Regions from separate parts of the Homo sapiens genome. Here regions 2 and 3 are each linked to region 1. The links are chromatin contacts, found by Hi-C or POLR2A ChIA-PET in ENCODE. All regions are on one chromosome and are shown on one strand. Each heading gives the region's core, a stretch centred on a gene start or an enhancer-like site at or near the end of the contact. The rest is flanking DNA. Distances are from core to core; before and after follow the strand shown. Region 1 has its middle 13 kb from the start of LINC01740. Region 2 holds the start of SLC30A1 (solute carrier family 30 member 1). Region 3 overlaps INTS7 (integrator complex subunit 7).

The links. Hi-C counts contacts between places; a loop is a spot of excess contacts on that map. ChIA-PET counts read pairs that join two places held with the same protein, here RNA polymerase II (POLR2A). Pooled maps may share reads with other maps.
Region 2: a loop to region 1 is called in a map of CD8-positive, alpha-beta T cell, with 5 times the contacts of the local background. The contact joins the promoter of SLC30A1 here to the enhancer-like site in region 1. A Hi-C loop is called at or near these places in 4 of 168 maps with a recorded cell type or tissue (CD4-positive, alpha-beta T cell, CD8-positive, alpha-beta T cell and endothelial cell of umbilical vein), 1 of 37 single-sample maps with no recorded cell type and 13 of 50 pooled maps.
Region 3: a map with no recorded cell type shows a loop between it and region 1 (4-fold over the local background). The contact joins two enhancer-like sites. A Hi-C loop is called at or near these places in 8 of 37 single-sample maps with no recorded cell type and 10 of 50 pooled maps. POLR2A ChIA-PET finds 5 or more read pairs at or near these places in 1 of 52 experiments (GM12878).

The regions. Positions count from the first base shown.
Region 1 is chr1:212,557,415-212,560,964 of GRCh38, forward strand. No RefSeq gene overlaps it. Among named protein-coding and RNA genes, the nearest start is that of LINC01740, 13 kb to the left of the region's middle. RefSeq lists enhancers at 1,076-1,813, 1,193-1,322, 1,823-1,962 and a silencer at 1,383-1,652. Within about 2 kb of position 1,622, at least 38 of the 41 ENCODE cell types and tissues checked have a DNase peak (open chromatin) inside an H3K27ac peak, as active enhancers do; they include CD4-positive, alpha-beta T cell, CD8-positive, alpha-beta T cell, GM12878 and 1 more, where a contact is called at or near this core.
Region 2 is chr1:211,577,354-211,580,903 of GRCh38, forward strand. SLC30A1 (solute carrier family 30 member 1) reads right to left here and starts at 1,808. Exons shown (of 2, transcript NM_021194.3): 1 at 638-1,808. The coding sequence starts at 1,259. RefSeq lists silencers at 438-787, 1,288-1,597, 1,838-2,397 and enhancers at 898-1,007, 980-1,481, 1,482-1,981.
Region 3 is chr1:211,937,146-211,940,695 of GRCh38, forward strand. It overlaps INTS7 (integrator complex subunit 7), which reads right to left. Exons shown (of 20, transcript NM_015434.4): 20 at 3,258-3,550. Among named protein-coding and RNA genes, the nearest start is that of INTS7, 97 kb to the right of the region's middle. RefSeq lists an enhancer at 1,760-1,839. Within about 2 kb of position 1,751, at least 5 of the 41 ENCODE cell types and tissues checked have a DNase peak (open chromatin) inside an H3K27ac peak, as active enhancers do; they include GM12878, where a contact is called at or near this core.

The DNA of each region.
Region 1 (3,550 bases), core at 372-2,871:
AATAACACATTATCTGCAAAGTGCAATAAAGTGAGACACAATAAAATGAGGTATGCCTGTATATCCTATTGGTACTGTTTCTCTGGAGAATCCTAATACAACCTGCTTTCAAATCAATTTAAGACCCTCCCCCCATAAGCATTACATTGAGGAAAATGTGGTTGCAACTTTGTCCTACAAATTAGGACAAAGAGACCTTTGTTGCCATATAACAATATTAAAAAACCAGTATGCCTACCTCTGGATGTATTTGCTACAAATACCAGTATTAGATTGTAATTGCCAATCCTTTAAAACCAGTTTTAAGATGGATATAAAGCCCTAAAAATCTTGCAGCTTCCACATGCACATCTGAAAAACTTCCAATTTACAAAGGACATTGTGGTATTTTTGGAAAACAAAGGAAAATGACACATACTAATTTCTGTCATTTATTCACGTCATAATCCCCAAAGCTACCTTTATTCCACGACTCTTTCCACCATTTTCCTACAGTCAGCTTTTTTTAAGGCTATAGCCTTTAAAAACTTGAAACAGAAAATTTTAAGGATGCAACCATTAGAAAATGTTCCCATACTACCATTTAACATTCCCCATTTATCATTATGTTTACTATCGTGTAATTTCCAACATAATATTATGAGGTCAAAGGCTCTACGAACGCCGTTTTACAATCTACCTAGGGAGGCAATGGCTGTGAAACACACCACACCAATGACAGGAATGCGGGTCACTGTGACACAACGGATCCCTCTGCAAAGTCAAAGCTAAGAGTTCACTTTACGCTGACGGAGCTTCTTTCCAGGACCCCCACCCCCACCCAAGGACAGGAGAGTGTCGATTTCCCAAGGTGTCTGGCACTGCTTCTTGAAAACGCAGCTCTCATCTGGTTCCTGGAAGGTCATACTGGTTCGCGCAGGGCTCGGGACGGGGCGCTTGGCTTCTGAGGCACCCGCGCTGGCTCCTCACCCGGTGACCTTCAGGCCTCTGCGCTTGGCCTGACCCTAGAAGGGCCACCGCCCTTCACAGCGGGCGGGCACCGTCCCTCCCACGGCCCCGCCGACTGCTGACGCGGTGGCCCCAAGGGTCCAGGCCCGCACTTGCCCCACTCCCGCGGCGCCGTCCCCCATAGTCGGTCCCCGAGGGCCGCGCCCAGCTCCTGCTCGGATTTCAGCCCGCACCGCACCCCAGCCGCCAGGGAACCTTCCAGAACCCTGCCCCTCTGGCTTTCTCCCGAAAGCCCAGGGTCGCCGTCCAGGAAGAAACTTCGATTCATTTATTGAGCGCCGACTGTGTCCAAGGCCGAGGGAGGGGCGGGGTTTCCACGCGGGGAGACCCCCTAGGTTCTCGCCTCGGTAAGCGCCCGCGTTCCAGCACCTCGAGTCGCCCGCGGGCCCCCACCCCTCGGGCCGGGCCCGGTCCTCGAGGAAAACCCACGGCGGGGCAGGAAGGAACGAGGAGAGCCACGCTCCTTGCCCGCCTCGTCCCCTCCACTCCCCTTCACCTCACGGGACCCCAGGGAAGCCGCCGGAGCTAAAATTAGCAACCCGCGCAGCGCGCGCTCACGTGCGCGCGGCCCGGCGGGGGCGGGGAGCAAGGGGCGCGGTCCGGGTGAGTCACCGGCCCCGCCCCACTCGCCAAGAACGCGCTGACGTCAGCCGCTTCCCCGAAGGGTGACGTAAGCGCGCCACGGGGAGGCCGAGGCAGCTGATAGAATGTTCTGAGTTTCGATGCCTTAAAGGGACCAGGCCTGGGATCGTGAAACATCTGGGGAAACGACTCCACTCACTCACCTGCAGACTGAGAGCCCATCTTGTACCGTGTTATACTTTAAGAGAGTTGACTGTTGAGATGATGATGAAAACGGAAGAACAACTGAGCCTAGTTGGAGGCTCTTTGAAGTCCCAGAACCTCCTCCTGGAAGCCCTCTTTGGTTAACCAGATGGACATCTCAGTTGCCCTCTGAGCCTGAACCAAGTGTCAGGAAGAGTTTTCTATGGCCCTTGACTCCTTAACTCTTTGCTTATAGCGTCTCTGCTCTCTGATGCCTCTGCTGTCAGAGAAAGGCTGTGGTTTAAATATTTATTTATGAATCCATCAGCTTGGGCCAACTAGGTCCATTTATCACCGTTTTGACTGTGTCTAAACTGTCATTAGTGGTGTGACTAGAAACCAGTTAATTTCGCTGGGTGGTAAATTCGTGGACTGATCTCCAAACCCTCCTACTGTGCTAATGTTGCCAATGGAAGTTTCCAGAGGCCAGGATCCCTGGCCAACACGTGATCGTAAACAACATCAGGGCCTCACAGGGAACTCACAATTTACTGAGGTTTGCTCTGTGCCAGGTGTTTTCATGATCCTCCATCCCCTTGTCGTTTAGTCCTCTTCTCTGAGTCCTCCCCATTTTACTGATGAGGACGGAAATCGAGGCACACGATTAAGCGTTTCCCTGGGTCACACAGCTAATGAATGGCGAGCTGGAAGTCAGTCCCAGGTCATCAGACTCCGAAGTCCATGGTTTTGGTGATGAAGGTGGGCTGTGAAATGTGTGTCTTATTCTATGCATGTGAGTCCGCTGGAACCAACTTTTCCACTTGGAACACAATCTCAGTGCCTTTCAGCAGGTAACCGGCGCCAGACCAGATCTCCAGAGATGGAGGTGGTCGGCCTCAGGGCCCAGCCATGAGAAGGTGTATGAGGAGGCATCGCATCAGGCGCCCACCCTGTGCTTGCAGGGCCTGACCATGAGCGCCGCCTTCAGTTTTACACCTTAGGCACCCCACTTGGCTCCCCTTCGTCCCAGCCCTGCCAGACCCACCCTTGACTCTGTGTTTCCTTTCTGGAAACTCGAGAGGCCATTTCTACTTAAAGAGTCCTCACCTGGCCTACCAGCGACCAGATCTGCCCAAGTGCAGAAGAAACACTTGGTTATCTCCTCTTTCATCGTCCCCGCTCGAGCATAAAACAACAGAAAGTTTCCTATCGGAACAGCATGCTTGTGCCAAAAACAAATTAGAAACAACAACAACTTCTCAAAATTTTGAGCAAAATGATGGTGACCGTGTTCTGGAAATGGAGCAAAGTGAGTGAGCCACTGTCACTGTTACATCTGACAATCACTACTGGTACTTGGCTAAATATTGCAGCCACCTCTTCAGGCTACACATGTCAGGTGTACCAGAAGCACCTTCCGCCTCCAGCTCACTTCTGGGAGATATTTAGAGCTGACTCCTCTCCCCTCCCCAGTCTCCAGCCACCAGCAAGCTCTCTCCTTGGTGTCCCCAGCTCCTGCCCCTCATGCTGATAGAAGCATTGCCCGCTGTTCTTCCTGTTCTTACAGGTTTCCTAGTGCCTGTGACCAAACACCTTGTGTGTGCTCCCCAGGAGAGAAAACCGCTAGCAGCCTCAGGTATTGTTGGGGGTGGGGAGGATGGGGGTTCTGTGGGGACAGGAACTTCTTCCTCTGTATTGGGGGTGGACACACACACGGAAACTTAGAGCGGTGTACTACCTCCAGGCCAACCAGGCAAGTCCCTGTTTTATAACTAAG
Region 2 (3,550 bases), core at 558-3,057, 980 kb before region 1:
TCCTGGGAAAATGTTAAACATGCCCAGACAGGTCCTAAATCTATGATTTCCAGGATTAGGGATCAATTAGCTGAAGCATACACTGCTGTTCATAAAAGAAACCTTTAACCAGGGTTTACACGCTCTGAATGCATATTATGAAACGGAGTTCAATGGGCATAAGAACTACTTTGGCAGAGCAAGGTTTCCAGCACCCAACTACTGGGGACGAATTGGGGATTCTCTCCGTTTCCCAAGAGGGCCAAGGAATTGAATTGGGAAGCATTTCTGACGCTGTTATAACCATAACCAGACAAGTCTCCAGCAAAGTTGCTGCAGCCTGTAAAGACAGCCAAGTGCGGGTGTGGACTGCAGCGGGATGATGATCACCTCCTGACCCTTTTTCTTAGGGTCTGACCCACAGCCCCCACCTACAAATATGCCAGACGCGTCGCCGGCTCCTTGCACCCGACTGAGGGGGTTCTGATTTCCTGGAGCAGCAGCGGGGCGTGTGCAGGACGGGGAGGGAGCAGGCAGGGGCGGCGCGGCGCAGGCCCGCTCGGGCAGCAGGGGGCGTGCGGGCCACCCCGCCGAAGGCCAGGCGAGGCTCTGGGCACCCCAAACCCAACCACCTGCGGCAGCGACTTTCCCGGCTCACCTGCGGGGTCCAATTTCAGCCCGTTGGAGTTGCTGGTATTGGCCACCAGGGTGTTGGTCTCCTCCTGGTCGGGACCCTGCTCGCCCGGGGCCACGTTGATGTCGCTGCTCCCGGGGCGGGTGCTCTTAACGCGAGGCCCCTTGGGGAGGCCGTGGCCGTGGCCGTGACCCCCGTGCGAGTGGCCGTGGCCGGAGTCCTGGCTGAAGCCGCTGTGATGGTGGAAGAGGCAGAGCCCCAGCACGTTGACCAGCAGCCCGGCCACGCCGACCCCAAGGACCACCAGCGGCTGCTGCATCTCGTGCGGCTCGATGAAGCGCTCGATGGCCTCCAGCAGGATGGCGAAACAGAGGCCAGTCAGGAAGATGGCGTTCACCAGAGCCCCCATTACCTCGGCTCGGATCCAGCCGAACGTGTTCTTCTGGGTGGCGTGGGTCCGCCGGGCGAAGCGCTCGGCCACCAGCGCCACCACCAGCGCCAGCACGTCCGACAGCATGTGGAAGGAGTCGGAGAGCATCGCCAGCGACGAGGTCACCCGGCTCACCACCACCTCCAGCACCATGAACATGAAGGTCAGCGCCAGCATGCACAGCAGCCGGCCCCGGTTCCGACCCCAACACCCCATGGCTGCGGCTGCGGGGCCCGCCGAGCCCGGCCCGGAGACTGGTGCAGCGGCGGCGTTGGCGGGACGCGGAGGGTCGGCGACCGCGACACGGAGGAGCGCCCGAGTCGGGCCGTTCGGGAAACCGCTGAGGGGCCCCCGCGGCCGCACGGGGACAAGCCCGGGTCAAGCCGCCGAGCCCCGCGCCTGTGGGCGTTCTCCGCCAGCCGGCGGCGCCGCGCCGCGCAGCTCCTCAGGCGTCCGTCCTCAGAGCCGGCGCCGAGGCCCGGCTCAGCCTCAGCAGCCCCCACACCCAGGCGGCGGCGGTGGCGGGGAGCTGGGCTCCCGGAGCCGGGGTACCAAGAGCCGCAGCCGGAGCAGGAGCAGGAGGGCGGCGGGCGAGGGCGGCAGGAGAGGGCGACGGGCAGCTTCGCGCCGAGAAAGCTCCGAGCATCTGAGGGCTCTGCTTGCTGGTCTCCTCTGCGGCGGCTGGACTGAGGAGCGGATGGCTGAGGAGCTAGAGAGGCGGCGGCCACGGCAGCTGCACTCGGCCCGGTCTCGGGCGCCTTCTTCGCCCCCCCGCCTTTGCAGACGGTTTACAAAAAAACTTTGCTTTGCACTCGGAACCCCCGTTTTCACACGGACCCGAGCGTGACAAGGCCTTGCCGCCCCGCCCACCAGGCCCGGCACGCTTCCCCATTGGTCAGGACCCCCTCACGACAGCCTCGGCGTCCCGCCCAGCCACGCTCACTATTGGATGGAGCCTCGGAGGGGCGGGAAGGGGGCGGGGTCGCGGCTCCAACAGATAGGGGCGGGGCCTTTTCCTCCCGGAGCCGGGCGTGGGCCGGGGGGCCGTGGCCGGGTGCAGCGGCGGGCGAATTGGGGGCGCGGGCCGCGTGCAGCGGGAGGGGGAGGGGCTGGCCGGGTCCCCTCGGGTGTGGCGGAGTCCTGGCCTGCGGACCATCGCAACTCCCAGCACACCTGCGGGGGCCGGGCTGCAAAGTCTGCAAACAGACTTTGATCCTCCGAGCCCAGTCCACGTGGGGGCGGGCCGCGCGGCGGCTGTGTGACAGCTCGGCGGCGGGGGAGGGGCCGGAGGGGAGCCCCTGAGCGCGGGGCCCTCGAGTACTCGGTCCTGTCGGAGGAGGCCGACAGACGCATAAACAAGTGCGACTGTAACTTGGGACTCTGCTGGACGCCGAGCTGAGGAGTTAGTCCTCCCGAAGGTCTGCTAGGGGCGTGGACCGAATCTTTGTACATGTTTTGGGAAAGCCAGTTTCTCCTATCACCATCAACCCCTGGAGACCTTGTGTGAACTCAGGTGTCTGTCACTGATTATCTAAGGACAGTTCAGGGTACAGACTTCAGGCAGGAGAAACCTGGGCTCTGCTCCTTGCCTTGTCAATAGCCAGCTGTGTGGCTTTGAGCAAGTCACCTAATCTCTCTAGACCTGTTTCCCCATCTATAAAGGACTGGACAAATGCAACTCTGAAGATCCCCGTCTGACTCCAAAATTCTAAGGCTCTATGATTTAACATTTATTTATAGACTACACACGGTGGAATCTTGTGCTGGTTGCTATGGGGAGGTGGAGGGGCAGTAAGAATACAAAGGAACGAGTTTCTGTCCAGGTGGAGGTAAAATATAAACACGACATTTTAAAATTACGATGGAATACTCTTGATAAATTGTGCTATTTTAGACTGAATACATAAGCACTGTGTTGTGGGTGGAGATGAGTTGATCTGGAAAGGAACAGCTTGCCCATCTAAGGTGGGGTGGTGGCTGGAATCAGAGTGGCTTAAGCTGGACCTGAAAGGCCTCACCACAGCCCCTGCGCAGCAGAAGGACCTCCCCACCCACTGCCCTAGATTACTACTGGACAAATGCAGTGCCAGCTATTGCCTGGAGATGTGTATACAAGGCTTGTTTGGAGCTGTTATTTTGCATTGTTTTGGTATTCTTGTAATTCCTATGAAATTTTTTTCACTTGTATGTAGTGTGTTTCTAGTCTCCCCATCCAGACTGGAGAGCTGGATCCTCACCTTCTGTTTCTGTTTTGCTGGAATATAAAGAATGGAGGAAAATTTTCAAGACATTATTAAGGAAAAAATGATAGAATTTGATGATTAATTGGGTATTGGGAAGGAGGAAGCTAGGTAGGAGAACAAAGATAGTTATAATGTTTCTAACCTGACAAGGAAAATACTGCCTTAAACAGGTGAGGAAGTTGGGAAGGGAGGCCAAGAAGCTGATTTTTAGGAGAAAATATGAACTCCATTTTTAATGTGCTTAATTTGAAGTGAAGTCTGGGT
Region 3 (3,550 bases), core at 501-3,000, 620 kb before region 1:
AACTTTTAGTGAGTCAAAGAATTCCAATGTAGGCCCCCTTATCTAGAAATCCACTTAAGGGTCATCTAGGTCTTAAGGTAACAGTTCTCATTTTTTCATTTTTCATTCCCTGCACTTTCCAACTCCATAGGCAGTAGCCACATGAAGCCATTTAACTGAAGGAGGCCGGGCATGGTGGCTCATGCCTGTAATCCTAGCACTTTGGGAGGCCGATGGGGGTGGATCACTGGAGGTCAGGAGTTCAAGACCAGCCTGACCAACATGATGAAACTCCACCTTTACTAAAAATACAAAATTAGCCGGGTGTGGTGGCACATGCCTGTAATCCCAGATACTTGGGAGGCTGAGGCAGGAGAATCACTTGAACCTGGGAGGCGGAGGTTGCAGTGAGCTGAGATCGCACCATTGCACTCCACCCCAGGCAACAAGAGCAAAACTCCATCTCTAAATAAATAAATAAATAAATAAATAAATAAATAAATAAAATAATTAAATTTAACTGAATTAAAAGTAAATTAATTCAGTTCCTCAATCACACTAGCCATATTTTAAGTACTCAATAGCTACATGTGGCCAGTGGCTGTAGCGGTTAGTGCAAATTTAGAACGCCTCCATCATTACAGAAAGTTCTGTTGGTCAGTGGTGCCTATACTCTACATACCAAGTGCCAGGTCATCTTATTCTCAATATTCTGTTGGCAGGTATTGGCACAGAAAGATCAAGTGACTTATCTAAGGATTAATGATGAGTCTTATAAATAGAATTTAAACTGACTTCTCTGGGACCCTAGTCTGAGGATCTTGTCTAATTGGTTTGTTCTTCTCTGAACAGTATCTTAACATGAGAAATGGCATATTCCCCAGTTGCAAATTGCCTGCTATCTTGGTTGGTTTGCGCTAGAAAGGTTATGTCTGAAGGTCTTAGTTTAAGCTGGAATACATTAATTTCTGAATAGTCAACATTCTATTGCTATCATCACTGAAGGCAATCAGCAGAATGTATTTACATATATTTCCTTGTATGTCTGCCTTTACATATTTTAATTAAATGATTTATAGCATAGTAGACAGAAATTCTATTTTGTTTAGATCATTATTACTCAATGTACCCAAATTGCATTAGGAAAGATAGCTTAAATGTGTTTAATAGCAGAGACAAGGTAATAAAATGCTCAGTGAGAACTGATCTAACACTTTGGAAAAAAAAATACTAAGGAGGATAATGACAGTAGTAGTAATAATAAAAGCAAATGCTTATATATCTGTTTTACTATATGCCAAGCATGTTCTAAGTAAATTCTATACTAACTCACTTAATTCTCATACCTACCCCATGAAACACTAATATGTTTCTCTATTAGGAATAAGGAAATTGAGGCATAGAGAGACTAAGTAGCTTGTCCAAGGTCATAAAGTTAAGATTGGAACCTCGGCAGTATGGCCCCAAAGGCTGGTGCTCTCAGTCACTGGACTACACAGCAGTCCCCCTTATCAGTAGGAGATACGTTCCAAGATCCCCAGTGGATGCCTATGACTGAGGATAGTACCAAACCCTATATACACTACATTTTTTCCTATACATACACACCTATGCCAAAGTTTAATTTATAAAATAGGCACAGTAAAGAGATTAAGTGATTATAAAATAGAACAATTGTAACAATATACTGTAATAAAAATTATGTGAATGTGGTCTATCTTCACCTCTGGGAACTGAAACTGAAAAGCAAAGTGAAAGTGAAAAGCAAAAACTGCAGATAAGGAAACACTACTGCACTGCAAAGTGACGAAGCACTGAGAAAAACTAGTCCTGTCTTCCTAGCTTTAACCAGCAAGTGCCCTTCATATTTCTAAATTTAGGGAACATGCCCACTTCACAATTAGTATGCATCTTTCTTTTCTGCATCTCATTTTTCTTTTCATTCATTAGTGTAGTGTTGAAGTTATAAACAGCTTCCCCCACCACAAATAACCATTTAACAGTTGATGCCAAAAATTCAGTAGATATTTTACTAAACAAAATCAGAGTTCCAATCCTGGATCTAATGGACATACTAAAATAAGTCTTTCTTGCTTCAGAGTTATGTTCAGTTCAGTTATACTCTGAACTTCTTGGACTTGCTTTTATTTTAATAATTCCTGGCCAGGCACGGTGGCTCACACCTGTAATCCTAGCACTTTGGGAGGCCAAGACGGGCGATCACCAGAGTTTGGGACCATCCTGGCCAACATGGTGAAACCCATCTCTACTAAAAAATATAAAAACTAACCAGGCGTGGTGGCACATGCCTGTAATCCCAGCTACTCGGGAGACTGAGGCAGGAGAATCACCGGAGCCTGGGAGGTAGAGGTTGCAGTGAGCTGAGATTGCACCACTGCACTCCAGCCTGGGCAACAGAGCGAGACTCTGTCTCAAAAAAAAAAAAAAAAAATTCCTTTCTGAGTTTGTGCCAGGAGCCCATAATACACCAAGTTAAAAAGTTCATAAACATAGCTATCAAAACCTATCTTTTAAGAACATAACATTTGGGAAGTTCTCAAAGGGAATTGATGGCTTACAAGATTTGCTTCTTTTTTGGAGAAATCTACCTTGAATGGCACCAGAAGCTTGAAATCCACATTGTAAACTTTAACCCTGAAAATAGCCACTTAATTACAAATAAAAAAGATCTCCAATTTAAGAAATGTTTTTGTTTGTTTTTAGTCTTTCAGTCACTTGATAATACAACTCTAGGCTGGAATCCAGAAAACCAGTCTAATTCAGTCACTTGACAGACAAAAAAAAAAACCCCTAAGATGTAGAGGTAAAGTGACTTGCTTGGTCACACAGCTAATTCACCAGAACCAAGAGTGAAACCCAGGCTTTCTGATTCAGCTGTTTCCACACCTGGTAAAAGAACAAGGGGTTCTGCACTGCTCTGGCAATTTTTCCTAAGCACGTGTTCCCAGGTGCTGAGATGACTGTGTAGGTTGTGTGAACCTCATACAACTGGGCTGCATCTGAAGAGATGTCATTCAACCGTGGACACTGTAGATCTGTACACATTTTATGAGAATGTTCTGGCTGTTAGCAGTACAATGGGTTGTGCTCATGAAGGCAAGCAATCTTGGAGAGACCCAAGTTGCAAATCACTTCTCAGTCCCAGAGGCCGCATGACAAGAAAGAAAAAAAAAACAACAACCCCTTTTTATTTTTTATCTTAAGCTCCATTCTCCTTTGAATTAATGTTGACTTTGAAGAGAAAAAGGCAAAACACAAGCAAAGAAACAGATATTTATTTAAAAAGGAAATTCCAGGGAAAGTACCCTGCTTTACCTTAGGAGCTGCATCCGGCCAAATTACTTATAGCATCGGCATCTGCAACCATATGATCCCTGATGTTTAGAAATCGTGATCCTGAAGCCCTAAATGATCCCCAATCAAAAAGCAGTTAAGTTATATCTACCATACTGTGCTAAGAAAGTCTATTTTATCATGGTTTTCAACCAGAATTAAAATAGGAAAAAAGGGGGTTTTCTGGCTAACCAGAAAACTCTGTTCCCTGAGCATC